Linked DNA regions of Homo sapiens: region 1 is linked to region 2. A link is an interaction called in ENCODE POLR2A ChIA-PET data of the cell type or tissue named here. Cell type or tissue: Panc1. All regions are shown on one strand. Links, peaks and the distances in the headings refer to the core of each region. The heading gives the core; the rest is flanking DNA. Region 1 has its middle 29 kb from the start of MAP3K20-AS1. Region 2 overlaps RAPGEF4 (Rap guanine nucleotide exchange factor 4).

The links. Peaks named below come from ENCODE experiments on the same cell type or tissue, not always from the same donor. Only the 100,000 strongest peaks of a DNase experiment are listed, where the experiment ranks them.
Region 1: POLR2A ChIA-PET joins it to region 2 with 6 read pairs; 2 of 35 experiments call an interaction of 5 or more read pairs at or near these places.

Annotation. Positions count from the first base shown.
Region 1 is chr2:173,305,481-173,316,637 of GRCh38, forward strand. No RefSeq gene overlaps it. Among named protein-coding and RNA genes, the nearest start is that of MAP3K20-AS1, 29 kb to the left of the region's middle. In Panc1, for the core only: no CTCF peak of the experiment used is centred there; no DNase peak of the experiment used is centred there.
Region 2 is chr2:173,052,541-173,063,697 of GRCh38, forward strand. It overlaps RAPGEF4 (Rap guanine nucleotide exchange factor 4), which reads left to right. Exons shown (of 31, transcript NM_007023.4): 31 at 1-353. Among named protein-coding and RNA genes, the nearest start is that of MAP3K20, 18 kb to the right of the region's middle. In Panc1, for the core only: no CTCF peak of the experiment used is centred there; no DNase peak of the experiment used is centred there; H3K27ac peaks cover 7,513 bases.

The DNA.
Region 1 (11,157 bases), core at 1,336-9,335, 250 kb after region 2:
CCAAAATGGAGTCACTCATGCTAAATGTCACATAATCAGACTGAAACCAAGGTAGCAGGTAGATTCGAAAACGGTTTTTTACCCTGGAAACAGGACATTCCAGCCTACCTGAATCAGCATATTCAGGAGGTCCTCTTTGCCTTAATCTTTACAAAAAAGTAACCAGAAGTTAACCAATCAGCTTTTTTTTTTTAATTGTTCTGTTTCCTTCCTTGTTCCCACCTTACAAAACTGGCTGTTCTGCCATTGCCCAGTGGGAGCTCTCATTCTGTTTTATAGAATGGAACCTGCCTTGATTCATGAATCACAAATAAAAGCCAATTAGATCTTTAACTAAACTTGCTGTAATTTTGTCTTTGGACAGAACTGATCTGAAATCCTATAAAGCGCTGAATAGAAGAATTGAGAATCCAGCCTAAATTAGACATCATAAATTGAGTGTAATATTAGCCTTCATTGTCATGTAATTTTTTTCCAACAGCTCTCAGCTGCCAGAGAAGGCCTGGGTAGAGGTTGTGGGGGAATGGCACAGCAGCACAGAGAGTAAAGGGCTAGTAGTTGGAGAGAGGTAGGTTTTCTTTAACTGTAAAGCAGCCCTCGAGGAAGTGAGGCAGAGGGCCAGGAGTTTGACGTTGAGTGGTGTCATTAGAGTTGACCATTAGGCAAATGGAGCTGTTCTCAGGTGTGACAGGAATTTGGCCATCTTTAGAATCTTTAGAATCACATTAAGGAAGTCTGAAGGCAAGCTGTTGGATGGGTCATTTGCACGGGCTCTAAAATTCTTGAGGATAATGACAAATCCCTGGTAATCTGCTGGTTGATGAATGAGATCAATGCAAAGGGATGTGGAATTGAAGGCAGAGGCAGTGGGAGCTTCAGAAGGCTTTTGCCTGAAAATGAGAGACTGATGAACTGAACTGAGCCATAAAGCAATAGGAGAATTCATGACCTGTCTTCTCATTCATGGTGGGTGAGGTGTGGGGAGCTGAAGGGTGTCACCTAGAGACCCTGGAGTTCCCCAGGCCATCTCGATTAGGGGCTGGGCCTTACAAAGATACAGGTGATGAAAGCTGCAGTGAAGGCCATTTTGCTAGAGGCCTGGAGGATAACAAGAGTTCTTGCAGGAAAGCCTAAAGTCTGCAGAATTGTTATGGTACATAAGAAACCTAAATGGTTCTCAGTGAGGATGAAGGCTCACCAGGACAAGGCAAATGCACATTTGTGACCATAAGTAATTCCTATCGAGCAGAAGCTGCTAGGTGGCTACTGTGCTCTTCCACCTTCCAGGATCACAACCACTCTCAGTGCCCCATGCAGCCACCTCAGGTCAGAGTTTGTGCTCAGAATCAACACTCCATCATTCTTGTGCTAGGCATCGGAATACTCAGTCCCTGTTTTCAAGAGTCTTAGTGACTGGAGCCAGAACAGTCTAGGAGACAAAACACTCTTTAAGGGAGCTTGGGAAAGCATCCCCTAAGTCTAAAAAGAGTGATTTAAAAATGCTCAGGCTTTTGAGTGCTCTCACCACAAAGAAATGTGAATGCATGAGGTGATAGATAAGCTAAATACCCTGATTTGATCATTAGACAACAGATATATGTGTCAAAACTTCAAATGTTACCCCACGAATAAGTACAATTACAATTTTTTTTTTGAGACAAGATCTGGCTCTGTCGCCCAGGCTGGAGTGCAGCGGCACGATCTTGGCTCCCTGCAACCTCCACCTCCCGGGTTCAAGCAATTCTCATGCGTCAGCCTCCCGAGAGCTGGGACTATAGGCGTGCGCCACCACGCCCGGCTAACTTTTTATTTTTAGTAGAGATGGAGCTTCGCTACGTTGGCCAGGCTGCAATCTGTCAATTAAAAAAAAAAGCCGTCTCAGAACACGTTTCTTTTTTGAAGCAAAAGCTGTTTGAGATAGGCATTTCCTTGGAAGGAAGTTGTCAAAATGCAAATCACCCACTCAAGACAAAAGTACCTATTGTTTCTCTTTGGCTGCTGTTTCTAGCCTACTTTGTGTGAAGAGGAGTTAGCCAGGGGCTGAGTGTGTGGCAGCCAAGCAAATAAGCCACACCCCTGTCACAAGTCCTGTGAGGGGAGACTGATTTGGGTAATAATAACACTGTGATCTTCCACACAGCCAGCTCTGCATGAATTACTCTTTCTCTATTGCAATTTCCATGTCTTGAGAAATTGGCTCTGTCCAGGCAGCAGGAAGGTGGACCCACTGGGTGGTTACAGAAGTACCAAGACAAAAGAAAAGGACTTGGAGTTTCCAGGGGTGACAAATTGCGAGAAGGCAAATACATGGGGGAAACTGGTGGGGCAAGGTTTGTTTCTGCAGATCCATTTTAGCATCAACTCTTTGTGGTCTTCATGGCCATAAAACTGAATAATATTAAACAAGACAACAATTGTCTGTGAGTGACACAATGTCTTAAAACCTCCCTGGGAGAGGGGATTTATGGAAATCCTCATTTTTCAGAAGTGTCTGCTTTTGGTCAGATAAGTAAAGGTCCAAAAGGCTTCTTTCAGCCTCCGTAACTGATATGGACAGGAGGCAGGGAAATACTGGGTAGAAGAGGGCAGTTCCCCAGCAAAGGCCCCACCCTCAAGCCTGGAAACCCATGGCCCTAAATGGGAACAGACATTCCTCTTTTCAGTTCAAAGGTTGCCTTTTCCAAGACCACTATGGCTCACTACGCCCCTATCCTGTGCTTATATAAATCCCAAGCTCCACAAGCAGGTACAGAAGACCAGAAGAGTGGCAGAGCAGCGTAGCAGAGAAGAGAAGAAGAGAAAGAGCATCTGAATGTCAAGAGGAGTTTGGCTGGGGACAGTTGGAGAAGAGATTGGTGGGGGGACAGCTGAACTCCAGGGGAAGATCATCTTCCCACTCCATTCTCTTTCCAGATCCCCATCCATCCCACTGAAAGCCACCTCCATCACTCAGTAAAATCCTTGCATTCACCATCCTTCAAGTCCGAGTGACCTGATTTTTCCTGGACACTGGACAAGGCCCCAGATACCAAGGTGGCAGGATGTAAAAGGCTGTCACTCTGACTCTCCATTGAGCTGGTTTAACAGTCATCTGTGGATAGTAACTGCTAAAAAAGCATTAATTGTAACATAGCTCTAGACGCTACCATGGGGCCGGAGCCCAAAAGTGCTTGCCCTGGCTCCTGCACCTGCCTGTCTGCATGCCCCCCATCCTGTAAGGGGTTTGAGTGTGTGTGGCAGCCAAGCAAATAAGCCACACCCCTGTCACAAGTCCTGTGAGGGGATCAGGGTAAGGGAGGATACCACCCCTCATATTGTCTTATGCCCAATTTCTGCCTCCAAAGAAAGAAAAAGTAAAAACTAAAAGGCAGAAATGAAATCCACAAGCAGACAGCCCGGCGCCACACCCTGGGCCTGGTAGTTAAGATTGACCCCTGACCTAATCGGTTATGTTAACTATAGATTCCAGACATTGTATAGAAAAGCTCTGTGAAAATCCCTATCCTGTTTTGTTCCGATCTACTTACCGGTGCATGCAGCCCCCAGTCACGTACCCCCTGCTTGCTCAATCGATCACGACCCTCTCACCCACACCCCCTTAGAGTTGTGAGACCTTAAAAGGGGCAGGAATTGCTCACTCGGGGAGCTCGGTTCTTGAGACAGGAGTCTTGCCGATGCCCCCGGCCGAATAAACCCCTTCCTTCTTTAACTCGGTGTCTGAGGAGTTTTATTTGTGGCTCGTCCTGCTACAAGGGAACTCTCCCATTTTGTAACCGCCCAGTGGGTTCACCTTGCCTGCTGCCTAGACAGAGCTGATTTCTCAAGACAGGGGAATTGCGATAGAGAAAGAGTAATTCATGCAGAGCTGGCTGTTCAGGAGACCAGAGTTTTATTATTACTCAAATCAGACTCCCCAGTATTTGGGGATCAGAAGTTTTTTCTTTTTTTCTTTTTTGACAGACTCTTGCTCTGTCACCCAGGCTAGAGTGCAGTGGCACAATCCTGGCTTACTGCAACCTTCACCTCCTGGGTTCAAGCAATTCTCCTGCTTGAACCTCAGCCTCCTGAGTAGCTGGGATTACAGGCATGCGTCAGCACTCCCAGCTGATTTTTTTGTATTTTTAGTAGAGAGGAGATTTCACCATGTTGGTCAGGCTGGTCTTGAACTCCTGACCTCAAGTGATCTGCCCGCCTCAGCCTCCCAAAGTGTTGGGATTACAGTCACGAGCCACTGCGCCCGGCTGGGGATCAGAGTTTTAAGGACAATTTGGTGGGTGTGTGTGTGTGGGCTGGGGTGCGGGGGTGGGTGGGGGGAGCAGACAGTGAGCCAGGAGTGCTGATTGATTAGGTAGGTAGGAGATAAGATCATAGGGAATTGAAGCTGTCCTCTTGTGCTGAGTCAGTTCCTGGGTGGGGGCCACACGATCAGATGAGCCAGTTCATTGATCTGGGTGGTCCCAGCTGACCCATCAAGTACAGGGTCTGCAAAATATCTCAAGGACTGATCTTAAAAGCAGTTTAGGGAGGATTGGAATCTTGTAGCCTCCAGCTGCATGACTCCTAAACCATAATTTCTATTCTTGCAGCTAATTTGTTAGTCCTACAAAGGCAGTCTAGTCCCCGGGCAAGAAAGAGGTTTGTTTTGGGAAAGGGCTTTTATTGTCTTTGTTTTAAACCATAAACTAATTTATTCTCTTATTATTGATTCAGCTTATACCCAGGAATGAACAAGGACAGCTTGGAGGTTAGAAGCCAGATGAGTTGGTTAGGTCAGATCTCTTTCATTGCCTCAGCTACAATTTTGCAATGGCGGTTTCATATCTGTTGATTCTCATTTGTTTCCAGCTCAAAACAATCTTTATGTCAAAGTCACACATTTGGGAGTAGCATTTTTCGATCCCCTACATCTACCCTACATGGGTTGCTCGGGAAATGTGACCCATTCCATAGCCAGCCTTGGGAAAGCAAAAAAAGAAATTGAAGCAATAGAGGATTATGGATGGTAGAATTTTAAGAAGAAAAGAAAAGCAGGCTGAGTCACTGGCAAGAACAAAGAAATAAAGACTAATAAATGGCCTGGGCTGAAAATCATGAGTTTGTATTCAATATTTGATGAAAAGTCATTGAGGAATTGCAAACAGGGGAACTATACAGTCACATGTGTGTAATCAAGGCCAGGGAGAGGTTGGGTTGGGTGGGTGGGTTGTGGTGGTGGGAGTGAGACAAGAGGCAGGGAGATGATTTAGCTTCTTAGTCCATCTCCTTTGTTCTTTGTCCATCTTTGTTTCTCTCTCCGTCTCTAAGAGCCTTGAGAGGCCTAGTCCAGAAGTTTATTTTTCCTCCCAGAATGTGTGAGATTGTGTGGATTAATTTCTCCTTTTTATAGCTGTCAAAAACGAGAGTAACAAACCCAGCATTTTTTTTTTTTTTTTTTTTTTTTTACTAAATCAAAAGATCACTTAGTAGGTTTTAACGAAAAGGAGATTGTTACAAATAGTACAACCAGGAAACTCTCAGTTGGCTGTCTTGGCATCCCCTGGTATTCCTTAACTGAACTCATTCAACATTTAGGATATACAGGCCACCACACAAAGATGACAGCTATGAATTAGACAGACAGGGTCTTTGCTTTTCTGGAGTTTACATTCTAGGTAGGGGTGTGTGTGTGTGTGTGTCTCTCTCTCTCTCTCTCTCTGTGTTGGGTACTGTAGGCGAAATGTTATAAACATATAACTATAAAAATTTCAGATTCTGAAAGGAACTGTGGTGAAAATAAATAGAAACGCAGAGTGTCTCAGTCCGTTTTGGTTTTGTTTGGATTTTTTCAGAGACAGGGTCTCACTACATTGCCCAGGCCGGTCTTGAACTCCTGGGCTCAAGTGATCCTCTCAGCTTGGCCTCCCAAAGGGCTGGGATTAAAGGCATGAGCCACCACACCTGGCCCACTTTGTTTTGTTATAACAGAATACCTGAGACTGGGTAATTTATAATGAACATAAATTTATTTGGCTCACAGTCCTGGAAGCTGGGAAGTCCAAGATCAAGGAGCCGTATCCGCTGGGAGCATTCTTGTTGCATAACACGGTAAAAGGCATCACAGAGTAAGAGAGAGCAAGAGAGAGCAAGAGATAAAAGGAGACCAAACTCATCCTTTTATCCAGAGCCCACTCCCACAGTAAATAACCCACTCCTGCAATATCACCATTAATCCATGTGTGAGGGCAGAGCTCTCATGACCTAATCACTTCTTAAAGGTCCCACCTCTCAACACTACTGCATTGGGGATTAAGTTTCCAACACATGAACTTTGGAGAACACATTCAAACAGTAGCACTGAGGTAGAATATAATAGGATTTAGGGGAGACCACTCTGAAAATAATATAGGACCTAAGGGAGGTAACATTTAAACTTAGAAAGACTTAATGCTAAGAAAGAATCAGAGCACAAAGATCATTTCACGCAGACAGAATAGCACGCACAAAGGCCTCAAGGTAGTTTTGAGATGTTCCTGTGCCGACCACATTAATCAGGTGGCGCACTGGTATGAGATGGGGGAGGTGGGCAGAGGCCAGATCACGTAGTACCTGGGGCACTGGAAACCTGATAAAGGACTTTTTGAACAGGAACGCGACACAAACCAAGTTACTTTTCTAAAAATCTGCTCTGGCTTATGAAGTCACTGGAGCACTCAGAGTGATAATGGTGGTTTACACTAGAATGATAGTAGCAGAGAAAAGAAGTAGATGGATTTGCCATATTCATAGTCCTTCCTCATCCTCAGGGGATACATTCCAAGTTCCTCAGTGGATACCTGCAAATGCAGATAATATCAAACTCTATATATGCTTTTTTTAAAGACATGACTATAATAAAGTTTAATTATAAACTAGGCATAGTAAGTGATTAACAAGATTAACAAACAATAAAATAGAACTATTATAGTAATATGCCGGCACCACTACTCTTGCACTTTGGAGCCATTATTAAGTAAAGAAGAGTTACTTGAACACAAGCACTACAATACGTCCAGTTGACCTGATGATTGATCTGATAACTGAGATGGCTACTAAGTGGCTCACAGGTGGGTAGCATACATAGCAAAATATATATGCATCCAGGGATGATTCATGTGCTGGGTGGGATGGAGTGAGACAGCACAAGACTTTCTTATGCTACTCAGAATGGCACACGATTTAGACGATTCTCACTCACTGTCCCTTCAGTCCAAGGGACCAGGGCTCAGGAGCCATGACCTGGTGTCTCCTGCCCACCCTGGTCCCAGGTAAATGTGAATGGAAACAGGTATGAGAGCCTGTCCTCCTTTTTGGTTCCCCCCAGCCCCACCCCAGGCCTCACGATGGTGCTACCTGAAAAAGCCTTCCTCCCCACCCCCCACTAGCCTGGTCAGTGGTCAGTGAATTGGAAGAGGATCTGATGGGAGTGTAAATGTGAGACAACAATGTCTTGATTGTACCTGTTTGTAGTTTAGCTTTGTATTTAAACAAACAAGCAAGGAAATAAACTTGAAAATTATTTGTCATCATAAAAATGAAACAAAAATTAAAATATTTATTGCCAGGCCAAAAAAAACGTATAAACTGTTTCTTTCTGGAATTTTCTATTTAATATTTTCAAATTGAGGTTAACTGTGGGTAACTAAGACTGTGGAAAGCAAAACTGAGGATAAGGAGGAACTACTGTATCTTAGAAGCAGAATCAACAGTATTTGGTGACAGATTAGATGTGAAACATAAGAAACAGAGAGAAATTGGCCGGGCGCGGTGGCTCACACCTGTAATCTCAGCATTTTGGCAGGCCGAGGCAGGTGGATCACGAGGTCAGGAAATCAAGACCATCCTGGCTAACACGGTGAAACCCCGTCTTTACTAAAAATACAAAACATTAGCCAGGGGTGGGGCAGCTGTAGCCCCACCTACTCGGGAGGCTGAGGCAGGAGAATGGTGTGAACCTGGGAGGCAGAGCTTGCAGTAATCCAAGATCGCGCCACCGCACTCCAGCCTGGGCGACAGAGTGAGACTCCATCTCAAAAAAAAAAAAAAAAAAAAAAAAGCAGAGAGAAATTAAGAATAATGCTTAGGTTTTTGGTTTAAGCAACTGGGTAAATGATAATGCCATTTATTGCAGTGGAAAAGATTTGGAGACAAGTAGATGTAAGGAGGGAATCAACAGTCCCATTATTGATATGTTACATTCAAAGTGACATCAAGTTGCTTATTAAACATATGAATTTGGCATTCAGAGGAAAAGTCTTGGCTGGAGACATGTAATGGTAGTAATAGGCTGGGCACGGTGGCTCACGCCTGTAATCCCAGCACTTTGGGAGGCCGAGGTGGGCAGATCACCTGAGGTCAGGAGTTCGAGACCAGCCTGGCCAACATGGTGAACTCCCGTCTCTACTAAAAACACAAAAATTAGCCAGATGTGGTGGCAGGCGCCTGTAATCCCAGCTACTTGGGAGGCTGAGGCAGGAGAATGGCTTGAACCCGGGGGGTGGAGGTTGCAGTGAGCTGAGATCGTGCCATTCGCCATTGCACTCCAGCCTGGGAGAAAAGAGCGAGACTTCGTCTCAAAAAAAAATGATAATTATTATTATTATAGTAATGGCACTAATAGCACACAGTGGCATCACTGCCTTTGGTTCAGACAGTCTGTCCTCAAAAACAGTTAAAGTCACATCTTTGCTAATTCAAGAATGTCATCCCTCGTGCCATCTTTCACTTAATCCCCATATTCTGTAGGCAATCACTATTCTGATTTTTATCACCATTGTTTCATTTTGCCTTTTCTAATGTACTGTTTTTCTTTCTTTTCTTTTCTTTTTTTTTTTTTTTTTGAGACAGAGTCTCACTCTGTCTCCCAGGCTGGAGTGCAATGGCACAATCTTGGCTCACTGCAACCTCCACCTCCCTGGTTCAAGTGATTCTCCTTGACTTACAGGCACCCACCACCACACCCAGCTAATTTTTGTATTTTTAGTAGAGATGGGGTTTCACCATGTTGGCCAGGCTCGTCTCAAACTCCTGACCTCAGGTTATCCTCCCACCTCAGCCTCCCAAAGTGCTGGGATTACAGGCATGAACCACCGCACCAGGCGCTCTAATGTACTTTTATCATCATTCAGTACAAAATATTTTTCCCCTTATAATTTATGACTCATGGATTATTTAATTGTGTGCTGTTTAATTTCCAAATATTTGAGACTTTTCTAGATATCTTAATAGTATTGATTTCTAACTTAATTCCCTGTGGTTAAGAAATATGCACAATTAGAATTTCTTTTGAAATTTATTAAGATTTATTTCTGACCTAACACATGGTATGGTATATCTAGATGAATGTTCCATTTGCACTTGAAAATAATGTATATTTTGCTATTCTATAGTTACTGGGTGAAATGTGTTATAAATATCAATTGAGTAATTAAAGTTTCTTGATTGTGATTTTCAAATTCTTCAAATTCTGTTTGTTTGTTTACTTTTTTTTTGAGACAGGGTCTCACTCTCTTGCCCAGGCTGGAGTGCAGTGGCGTGATCATGGCTCAGTGCAGCCTTGAATTCTGGGTTCATATAATCCTCCTACCTCAGCCTCCCAAGCAGCTGCAACTATAGGTGTGCACCACTACACTTGGCTAATTTTAAAATTTTTTGTAGAGACAGGGCTTCTCTATATTGCCATTTAGGACTGAAAGATCTTCCTGGTGACTTAACCCTTTTATCATTATAAAATGTGTCTGTTTGTTTCTGATAATACTTTCTGGTTTTGAAGCTTAATTTGTCTGGCATTAATATAGCCTCTCTTACTTTTTTATACTTACTGTCTACCTGGTATATCTTTCCTTATCCTTTTATTTTCAACCTATGCCTTTCCATTTAAAGTGGGCCTCTTTTAGACAGCACACAGTGGGTCTTCCTTTTTTTCTGAGATAGAGTCTCACTCTGTCACCCAGGCTGGAGCGCAGTGGTACGATCTCAGCTCACTGTGACCTCCACCTCCCGGGTTCAAGCAATTCTCCTGACTCAGCCTCCTGAGTAGCTGGGACTACAGGCACACACCACCACATCTGGCTAATTTTTGTATTTTTAGTAGAGACGGGGTTTTACCATGTTGACCAGGCTGGTCTCAAACTCCTGACCTCAGGTGATCCACGCCGCCTTGGCCGCTGAAAGTGCTGGGATTACAGGCGTGAGCCACTGTGCCTGGCCTGGGTCTTCCTTTTTGATTCAGTCTATAGTCACAGCCTTTTAATTGATGTGTTTAATACATTTACATCTGATATAATTATCAGTATGTTGAATTAAATTCTACTATTTTGTTCTTTGTTTTCCAATTGTCTCAAATATTTTTTGTTCCTTTGTTTCTCCTTCCCATCCTTATTTTTGGTAAGTCAAATATTTTTAGTACTCAATCTTAGTTGCTTGATTGGCTTTTTAACTATACCTCTTGTATTATTTTCATACTTGCTTTAGGGATTACAATATGGATTCTTAATTTATTAGTACATTCTGAGTTAATATTGTACCACTTCACATAAAATTGAGAACCTGGTAATAGTATAATTTTGTTTACTTTCCTCATTATTTTTGTTATTGTTGTCATATATACTTTTTATAGGTTTTATATTATGTTAAAATCCCATAATACAATATTATTTGCTTTCAGCAATCAGTTGCTTTCTAAAAGAAATTAAGAAAGAAAAAAAGTCAGGGTATGGTGGCTCATGCCTATAATCCCAGCACTTCGGTAGGCTGAGAAAAGAGGATCACTTGAGGCCAGTAGTTTGAGACCAGCCTGGGCAACACAGCCAGACCCTGTCTCTACAAAATAAAAAAAAATTAGCCAGGCCTGGTGGTGTGTGCCAGAAGTCCCAGCTATTTGGGAGGCAGAGGCAGGAGAATCACTTGATCTAAGAAGTTCAAGGCTACAGTGAGCTATAATGGCACCACTGTACTCCAGCCTGGGTGACAGAGTGAGACTTTGTCTCTAAAGAAAGAAAGAATGAAAGAAAAAAGTTAGCCCTTTCTATTTATCTGCACATTTATCATTTCTTATACTCTTTCTTCGCTCAGTAGATCCAAATTTCATATAATGTCATTTCTTTCAGCCAAACTCTTTATTTTTTTGTACTATATGTCTAC
Region 2 (11,157 bases), core at 1,164-9,163:
TTTCCTGGGCATTAAAAACCTTTACTATTGGCTACAAATTTATTGTACCTGATGAAAACATATTTTCTGGACTTAAATGTTATTACAAATATCTTAATTTTCAGTAATTGTTTTGCACTTTCAAAGATTGTAAATAGTTCATTCAATCAATGGTATGGAGTTATTTATTTGCTACATAATAGATACTGTGCCAAATAATTACTTTTTATTTATTTTATTTAGTACGTAATTTTGAAGTACATTTTTTCCTGTTTTCACAATTAGACTACATTTAATGTGTAGGAATTGTATGTATGTATATCTTCTGTAAATAACATCTAGTATCTTCACTAAATATAATTGTCGACAAGAAATGGTTGTGTTCATCTCAATTCCTATAATATGAAAGGGGTAACCATTTGGTATGGTGGGGTGTTGGATCTTTTAATGACACAAAATACACATATTATAAAATTCATTCTTTTAAAGTGCAGAATCCAGTGATTTTTAGTATATTTACAAAGTTGTATAGATAACCATCATCACTATCTAACTTCAGAACATTCTCCTCATCCCTAAAAGAAACTCTGAACTCATTAGCAGTCACTTCTTCTTCTCCTCTCCCTCCAACCTCTGGCAACCACGAATCTGCTTTCTTTGTCTTCAGATTTACTCTGGATGTTTCATATGAGTGGAATCATACAGTATGAGGCCTTTTGCGTCTGGTTTCTTTCACTTAGCATAATGTTTTCAAGGTTGACCATATTATAGCTTGTACCAGTACTTCATTTATTTTTATGGCCATGTAATATTCCATTCTATAAATAGACTACATTTTGTTTATCCATTTATCAGTTGACAGACATTTGTCTGTTGTGTTCACTTTTCGGCAATTAGGAGCATTGCTGCTCTGAAGGGGCACTGGATTTTAGAGCTCCCTTGTGTGGGGCCTCATGCCATTTCTCAGTGATTTAAGTACTTAGCAAATATTTGATGAAGAGATATCCAAAATTCTTTAAATTCCAGACATGCCTCTATTTTTTTTAATAAGTCAGCATTTTCCAGAGTGTGTTCCAGCCTATTCTAGTCTCACAAGTTCACATATTGTCCCTCCAAAAACAAACACACACATACAAAGCCAAAAACAAAACCAAGATTCTATCTTCAAATAAATGTGGGGACCACTGCATAATATACCCCATTCATAGAAATGATTCCCAGTATTCACTCACACTGAAGGCTCTGAGAAGTCCTATTGTAATCCCTTTTAACATCCCACAATTAAAGTCCACTTTCAGAAATGCCAAAGCAGGCAAATGCCTCTCTGTGTTCATTCATATAAAATTTCAGGGTCCCCAGAACCAGAGGCGGTGTTTTCTGCGGTATTACACCTGCCTCTGGAGGCAAGTGCAGTGTCTGGGATTTACTAGACAATAAAAGAAGGTCACTGAATAAATTTTCTTGAAATCATTATCGTTCAGTATTTCACTATCTGATAGACCTCAATGTCAGCTGCAAAGGTTCCACTTTTATATATTTTCCTTTAGATATCCTTTATAGTTTCTTTTCTAGATAATTTACAAAGATGATGAACGAAGCTGGGAGCCCGTTCCTGGGGCATCCTTGCTCTTGTTTTGCTTGTCTTTATTCCTACTTTACTGAAAGCTAGCATTCTATATACAGCAGCACTTCTCCCCAATTCCATGGTGAATGCCAACTTACGATCTTATTTTAATATAGTTTCAACATTATTCAAAATTAATACATATTCCCCATGTATGTTCCCCTTGTTCTTCCACATGAGAATAACTTACTGTACTTAATAAAGATAAGACATTTTTAAGTATTTCTAGCTTCTTTGAAAATGCATCAAACTCCATTCTTGAAGGTAGCAGTGGTAAAATAATAGAATTCGCACTCTAAAAATGTAGAGTAGTAGCCAAGCAACCCTTCCTGAGGCAGGAGATGCAGTTAATACTTTAAAACTTGCAAACAAGCCAAAAGAAAATGAGATGCCTACAGGGTCACAAGAAGGATAATGAGGTTTGCTGGAAGATGTGAAAAAGAAGAATGTTTTTACCAAAAGCGCCTGTAGAAAATTATACATTTGAGTGTTTAACATACCTATTTAGCAAGGTCACTGGCATAGTTTATGGGAGCTAAGCTCTTCCGGCAATTTTTGAATACCATGCAGGTTAAATATACTCCTCCTGAATTCAGTGGCATTTCCTCTGAAGGTATGAATGCAGATCAATGACTACCAGTGTGAGAAAATTAAACAGAGTGTCATTTTAGTTTCAAATTGTGCTCCGAATAATAATAAAAAAAGCCTGGAATATGCAGTGTGGTAAAATGAACCCCTACCTCGAATAGCTTTCCTTTTACTGTCAATCTAGAATGCATTACATCTCTTGCTTTAGAGTAATCTTAATCTGTCCTACATTGAAAATTGTGGTATTAGATGAACAGTTACCTTATCCCTTACTTCTAAACTGGAAAAAAGCCTTTAACTTAGGTATTGTTAGTCACTTTTCTATTCATTCATTCATTCATTTTCATTCATAGAAAATAATGACTGAAGTGCTTACTGAGTGCCCTCTGTGGACACAGAATTCAATGGTGAGGACAACTAGAGAAGGTCCCTGTTCAGGTAACCAAAAAATGATGTGAACAAATAAATAGAAAAATGCTTCCTGCTGGGCGCAGTGGCTCACGCCTGTAATCCCAGCACTTTGGGAGGCCGAGGCGAGTGGATCATGAGGTCAAGAGATCAAGACCATTCAAGAGATGTGGTGAAACCCCGTCTCTACCAGAAATACAAAAATTAGCTGGGCATGGTGGTGCACGCCTGTAGTCCCAGCTACTTGGGAGGCTGAGGCAGGAGAATCACTTGAACCTGGGAGGTGGAGGTTGCAGTGAGCCGAGGTCACGCCATTGCACTCCAGCCTGGCAACAGAGTGAGACTCTGTCTCAAAAAAAAAAAAAAAAAAAAAAGAATGCTTCCAAGGAAGGATATGGTGTTGCAAGAGCATGTAATAAGGGAATTTAACCTGATCGGAGGCAAGGAAGTGTTCCCTGTGAAAGTGACAGTTGAGCTGAGCTCTGAAGGATGTGAGTGCTGGCTAAGACAGAGGAGGAGAATGTGTTCTAAGCAGAAAGTAACATTGGCAATAAGGGACAGCAAGCTCACTGTGGCTAATGGAGATCGAAGGAGACAGCATTTCCAGATGTGCTGGAGAGCTAAGAAGGGCTCAGAGCATGTAAGGCCTATGCAGACCTTTGAGTAGGAAGTCATTGAAGAGCTTGAGGCAGGGCGTTGCATTTCCAATGGTGAGCCCTTGAACGGCAGGGCCACTGCTTTCTGTGTACCACACTGCCCAGGACACTTGGTAAGGGCCATCCCTAATTCCTTAGTTACTTTATTATGAAGGCTTAAAGGTAGAGCAGAGGGAGCTGTGGAGAATGCAAGCATTCAAAAGCAGTAGTGGACCCAGACACCCATACAGACAAACATCATCCCTTCTCCTGACTAAGTCCACACTGGGCCACTTTTTAATTTTTTATTGTGGTAAAAGATATACAACATACAATTTACCACTTAAAGCCTTTTTGAGCAAATAATTCAGTGGCATTTAGTACATTCACCTTGTCGTACAGCCGTTGCTGCTATCTATCTCCAAAACTTTTTCAACATTCCAAACTGAAATTCTGTGCCCATCAAACATTAACTCCCCATTTTTCCTTTCCTCCAGCCCTTGGTAACCACTATTCTTTTATCTCTATGAATTTGCCTTTTTTGGGACTTCATATAGGTGGAATCATACAATATTTGTCCTTTGTGTCTGGGTTGTTTCACTCAGCTTAATGTTTTCAAGGTTCATCCAAATTGTAGCATGTACCAGAATTTCCTTCCTTTTTAAGGCTGAATAGAATTCCATTTTATGTCGATTCTACATTTTGTTTGTCCATTCACCTGTTCAAGTCCCAACTTCTCAATACTTTGGGGTATATACTAAGAAGTAGGATTGCTGAATCGTATAGCAATTCCGTTTAATTTTTTTAGGAACTGCCATACTGTCTTCTACAGTGGCTGTACCATTTAATGGGCTACATTGGACATAGCTCGTAATTACCTGCATCATCTCCGAAGCTGCCAATGTATGGCACAGCTGTTGAGAGAAGGAGTGGGCAGGGGACCCAGGGCTCAGTGTGTGGGTATCCAAGCAAGGAGCAGGGAGGCTTCATTTGCCAGTGTCCCATCTGTCAAGCCAGGGCAGCTCATGAGACAATCACAGCCCCAGAACCTCTGTCCATCCTTGCTGCCCTGTGGGTTGATGCACCACACTCCTGCTGCCTGTGGTCTTACACTGCAGGATGGGAGGAGTGAAGGGAATGTTTCTAACCCCCAGAGAATAAGGGCGTGGGAATGGGAAATGTGGTCGCTTTGCTCGGGCTCCTTTGCATGTGCTTTTCAGGCAGCTAGGGAAGGTCAAGGATGCTGCTACAGGAAGCCAGGATCTTTGTTCCTGGGACAATTCAACCTTGGAAGGATTGGGGCCAAAGCCCTGCTCTAAAGGGAAGTAAACACAAGGCACTATGGGCTCATGGGCTCTGACATTTCCCTCCAGATTTGAGGAAGAAAGAGAGCCTAGAGCCAGGGCATGTGAGAGCCGCCTGATTCCATCCCAGTCTTCTTCCTGCATCCTCCTCTGGGAGGGTTCTGACTCTTCCTAGCCAGAGAAAACTCAGGAAGAGTGGAATTCTACAATAGGAGGACCAGTACAAGAGAAACATGAGAGCAAAAGTTGGTGTAAACCTCTTCAGAACAGGTTTTTGCAGCACCTGAGACAAAAAGAGGACTGGAAAAGCTGCATCAGGTCTCCATCTATTTCCTTAGCCAGAGACAGGTGGCAAAAGTCTCCAGGTGATAACATCAAGGACCTGTCAGGAATGGAGGAGAATCGACGATTTCAGGAAGGAGTCCTGACACTTTAGGACAGAGGGACAGACTGATGATTCAGTCTCCCCAGCAGGGAGAAGCGCTTGAGGTAAGGAGACACAGAAGCTCTTGGGGAACGTGTTCTGCACTAGCCAAGCTGTGGTAACTTTAGAAGAATAAAGAAAGAGGTTGTTCAGTGATATCAGTGAGTTTATCAATTGCTGTGTGTATTCGGGTTATCCAGAGAAATAGAACCAATAGAATGAGCTTTAAGGGAGATTATAAAGGATTGGCTTACATGATTATGCAGACTGGCAAGTCCAAAATGCACCATGTGGACTGGCAGCCTGGAGACCCAGGAAAGCTGATGGTGCAGTTCCAGTTTGAAGGCCGGCAAGTGGAGACCCAGGAAGGCTGGTGGTGCAGATAAAGTCCAAAGGCAGAGTCTGCTGGAGCATTTTCTCTTGCTGATGGAGGCCAGTCATTTTGTTCTATTCAGGTGCCTTTAATGGATTAGATGAGACCCGTCTGCATTATGGAGAGCAGTCTGCTTTAGCCACAGCTCACCAATTTAAATGTTAATCTCATCTAAAAACACCCTCCAACTTGACAAAATTAGCCATCACACTGTATAATAAACCACTCCAAATTTTAGTGACTTAAAACCACAAGCTTTCAATCAACAACCATGAACCATGAGTTGATGGGTTAACTGGACAGTTCTGCCATCTGAGCCAGACTTAGCAGATCAGGGCTGGACTCAGGCATGCATTTGTGGTCAGCTGGTCTAGGATGGCCTCAGAAGGAATGACTTGTCTCTGTTCCATATAGTCTCTCACTCTCCAACCAGCTATCCTGGGTTTCATCACTTGTTGGCTGGGAAGTGTTCCCAGGAAGCAAGAGGACAAGCAAGAGCTCTGGAGGCCCAGGTCAGAACTGGTGCTCCAAGAAGACACTATGACTTCTGCAGCACTTTGCTGACCAAAGTGGTCAAGAGGATAGCCAAGAGTCAAAGAGTGGAGAAACAATTCTCTTTCTTGATGTCTGGCACAACCAAGTCATATCATCAAAGTTGTGAATATAAGGAGGGGAAAGCTGTTGCCATTTTCACAAACCATCTACTAGAGTGAGGGTAGCACATAAGGGGAGTGGCTGGAAGGTCCACTGTTCTTGTTTAGGGAGAGCTTTTCAGGCGTGGTGCAGCCAGCTGTTGAAAGTGCTTCTCCAGGGTGACTCTATTAGCTCTTGGGGAAGCAGCAGGACCAGCAGAAAGATAACCAGCTTGAAGATCAGGTAGACCTGGGTTTGACTCAATCAGGGCCACCTCCAGTATAGACAGCAACTTTGTGTGTATTAGGCAAGAGTCAACCCTTCTCTCCATTGGTACTGCCTCACAGAGAGCTCCTCCTCAACCAGGCTTCCTGTTGTGTGTGCCGTGGCCTACACTGTTGTAATGTGATAGCCCTCAGCTGTGAACTTTGGTATTTTATCTCTTTGAGCTTCATTTTCTACATCTGGCAATGGGAATGACAACGCCTGCCTCACAAAAGCTGGGGGGAGTCCTAAATGAGTGAAGGTGTAGAAAGTGTCTGGCATACTGAGTGCTTGGTGCTCAAGAAATATTAGTGCCTTTCCTGCCTCTCTGCTATAATGAGAGGCCACAGAAAGAGGTGCTTTAGAACATTGAAGGATGCCTGAGAGTTCAGCCAAACCAATTATGAAAGGATGAAAAAGGAGAGAAAGTTATATGGTGGCTTTAAGTCATTGAAATTGATTTGGGCTAGAGGGGCAGTTTACGAGTTCTGTCAGATGCCTGTCCTTTGTATTCCAAACTTGGGTTACACCAGTTTTGCAAAGTTTTTGCTGCAATAATTGTACCAAGATACCACATTTTTATATAGGCACAACTGAAAAGTTATTTGCAGCGGAATAGAAAACATTTCAAATTACTGAATAAAAGAAAGGAGAAGTGAAAATAGAATAAAAGACTCATGCTCCTTAACAACAGATAAAATGTTCATATATGAAAGAGTAGACTAGAAACTAAGCCAAAATATAACACAAGTCATACAGACATAGGTCATGCCAGAAATTAGATTTTAGCCTAACCTGGGTGTTCATTTACATGCTCAGTCTATCTCGCCTAGAAACAATTATGCATTGTTACGAGATGCCTCCTAAGAAAGTAGCTCTTCATTAGCAGTCCTAATCTTCCCCCACCTAATACTCAGAAGCCATTATAAAAATCCATTTATATTTCTGGCTTCAGAAATTAAATTGTAGGTATAAGCCAAAGTGTACATTAAATTAGGGATTATTGCTTGTGGCACTCTATGTGAGCCAGGTGATGCTGGGCCATTTTAATTAAGAATTTGTTTCCAATAACAACACAAGCAAATGAATAACATTAAATCAACACTGAAACAGTCGTGGGTGGAGGGGATTATGGGAATAACTGTGATACTCAGTTGTATTATAGGCTTATTGTGCAGAGTTCATTTATACATTAGAAAAAAACATCTTTGCAGCAACTGAAGAAAGTCTGTAGCACGGGGCATGGAAATCTTTTGAGCACGATGAGATGGTTGCTAGGAGAAAAATAGAGGAAGTCCTGTACTTGTTTTTTAAATTAGAAGAAAAGCAAGGTCACTAAGGAACACAGATTTTTAGTACAAAGTTTTCTGAATGTGGACTTTGGAAGAGAATTTTCTGGGCTATTTACTGGTTCAGTAATCAATGCTTTTTGTCTGCCAGTTCTTCTGGCATTTATTGAACACCCACTATGTGCCAGTTACATACAGAAAGCATTTTATTCTAAATACCTAAGAAATGAATAGTTTCACTATTTGCTGATGAGGAAACACTGAGAGAAATGAAATATCTTGCCCGAGGTCACACACTTAGATTATGAAAGAGGTTGGGATCTCAAACCAAGTACATCTGATTCCAAGGCATATGTTGTTAGCTATGAGGCTCGCTGTCTGCCTAGCTTCTCGTCCCCAAGAGGACTGCTTATTCAGGCTTTTGAAGCTGCAAAATAAAAATAACAGATAGGAGTTCAAGAACCAAAGCATGAGATTAATTTTGCCAAAATATAGTAAGTGAGGTTTTTAGGAAAGTGATTTGGAGTATTTTTTTCTAAACTTTTATCTTTAAAATAAAAGTGTGTATGTATGTATATGAATCCCTTCATAAATATCCCACAAATCATATGCCATATATCAGTTATGGGAAGACTTTACTCAGGAAATAACATTTCTTTGTATTCACCATAAGAGATTCACTCATATACAAGAAGTGGCTTCAGTTGTATTTGAAATGGTTTATCTCTTAAAATACGTATGATTGGCCCATATGTGTTTTCATATTATTCTCTGTAGTTTATTTCATTAGAAATTGACTCCACTGAAATCAAAGCGTTCTTGAACTCCGTGTATTTACTGAATATTATGAAGAAAACAGAGGCAAGGGGGTTTCATTATAGAACCCAAGAGTATTTCATTTTAACAAGTCCTCATTGGATATATCTTGTCTGGAGCTCTTTCTCCTCTGCTGCCAGTCACATGGTCTCCTTTTTCTATTCCCAATTCTCTCCACCCTCTTTAGTTTGCAGATCATTCTTGGGGACCCTAAGTCATGTTTTCTTTTTTATGCAGACCACTTTAATCTTCTCATAGCTTCTGACTCCAAACTTGAAAATCTCTACTTGGGCTAAGGATGAAGATATTGTTTGTACTGAGCAAACAGAAGACTCTCCTGTTACCAAGATCCCTTATCTTTAGAATGGTACTATCAAAGAAAAAAAACAGGAATAACAAAAACTGTTATGATATAAAATAGGTTAAATAGTCTTATTTAAAACCAAAACTGGGCCTGGTGCAGTGGCTGGTGCCTGTAATCCCAGCACTTTGGGAGGCTGAGGAGGAAAGGTTACTTAAGACCAGGACTTTGAGACCAGCCTGGGCAACATAGGGAGACCCTATCTCTACAAAAAATTAAAAAATTAGCTGGCCTGGTGGCAAGCACCTATAGTCCTAGCTATTTGGGAGGTTGAAGTGGGAAGATTGCTTGAGCCCAGGAGTTTGAAGTTACAGCGAGCTATGACCTTGCCACTGCACTCTAGCCTGGGTGACAGAGTGAGACCCTGCCTGAAAAAAACAAACAAAATAAAAATAAGTATATATAAAAATAAAACCAAACTGGCAAAAGCTCCTTCTACCTCCTCAGGATGAATGTCATAATTCACATCAGGAGCAGTAAATATGTTTCCTTTTTAGGTTGGTGCAAAAGGAATTGTGGGTTTTGCCTTTGGAAGTAATGGCAAAACCCGCAATTACTTTTGCACCAACCTAATGCATTTCAGAGCCTGGTAGGAGAGAAAAAGAAAGGAAGACCGAAACTTCAAAGCCTCCTCTAGCTGTGCTGTATCCAAGCACACTTAGCAGAGGATCCATTCATGGAAATGGGAGCCTAATAAGTCACTGCCATTCCACCTGGAGACAAATTCACAGCATACACGTTAACATTACCCTTCCTTTCTCTTCATATCCTGTAAGTTGTGATAAGCTTAGGGGATAGTATTTTTTCCCAGCTACTTAAAAAAAAAATCCTTAGAGGCTGCATATATATATATATATATATATATGTGTGTGTGTGTGTGTGTGTGTGTGTGTGTGTGTGTGTGTAATTTATTTATTTTATTTTATTTTATTTTTTCTTTGAGACAGAGTTTTGCTCTTGTTGTCCAGGCTGGAGTGCAATGGCGCGATCTCAGCTCACCACAATCTCCGCCTCCCAGGTTCAAGCGATTCTCCTGCCTCAGCCTCCAGAGTAGCTGGGATTGCAGGTGTGCGCCACCAGGCCCAGCTAATTTTTATATATATATATGTAGAGACGGGGTTTCACCATGTTTCCCAGGCTGGTTTCGAACTCCTGACCTCAACTGATCCACCTGTCTCGGCTTCCCAAAATGTTGGGATTACAGGCATGAGCCACCACGCCCGGCCTGATTTTTATCTTCTTGATAACCAATCATTTCTTTAAACGCCTCTTGAGCATTGGCAAAAATTTGCATTTAAATACTCAGCAAGATACTCTTCCTGCCACTTTAAAAAATCACCTCCAATAGGCCGGTGCGTTGGCTCACGCCTGTAATCCCAGCACTTTCGGAGGCCGAGGCGGGCGGATCATGAGGTCAGGAGATCAAGACCATCCTGGCTAACACGGTGAAACCCCGTCTCTACTAAAAATACAAAAAATTAGCCGGGCGTGGGGGCGGGCGCCTGTAGTCCCAACTACTTGGGAGGCTGAGGCAGGAGAATGGTGTGAACCCAGGAGGCGGAGCTTGCAGTGAGCCGAGATGGCGCCATTGCACTCCAGCCTGGGCGACAGAGAAAGACTCTGTCTCAAAAAAAAAAAAAAAAAAAACACCTCCAATATAATCTCTCACATTTTTTCATTAGCCATATGGGTTATAACTTCACGAAATAAGACAGAAAAACTCCAAGGCATGCTGGCACTGACTCAACCACACAGGCTGAGCCAATTATGAATACATTACCCTACAATAAGCCTGCTGGTCAACTTGTCCCATCATGTACTAAAGATTCTCATTGAGTTTTCCTATTCAGGAAAGCACCCTATGGCTGAAAAATCTACTTCACAATAGTGGAGATAATCCATGCCAGCTAACTAAAATAAGCAACATAATTCTTCATTCTTACATGTAAACAATAACAATCACCAGAGATCTCTGAGAAAACTAGTACCATAAACATAAAAAAACAAAAATAAAGAGAAAAACTAACTCTGGAAAAAACAAATAATTCAGGTAATTGAATAGCAACAACAACAATAATAATAACAGCAAATATTCAGCATACGAAATGCAACTAATAATAACAATAATAATAGCTAGAATTACTGAACACCCAACTCTGGGCCAGGTCCTGTTTTTAAGTGCTGTTCATATGTAGACTTATTTAATCCAGACGAAAACCTGAGTACTATCCTCATTTTACAGATGAAGAAACTGAGGCTCAGAGAGGCTAATTAAAATCCCCAAAGTTACAGAGCTCATAAGCCGCAGACCCAGGCCTCTATCCAGCTCTATGTGAGTCCTATCATTTCAGATAGAACCATGTTCTTTTTTTTTTTTTTTTGAGACAGAGTTTTGCTCTTGTTGCCCAGGCTGGAGTGCAACGGCGCGATCTCGGCTCACAGCAACCTCCACCTCCCAG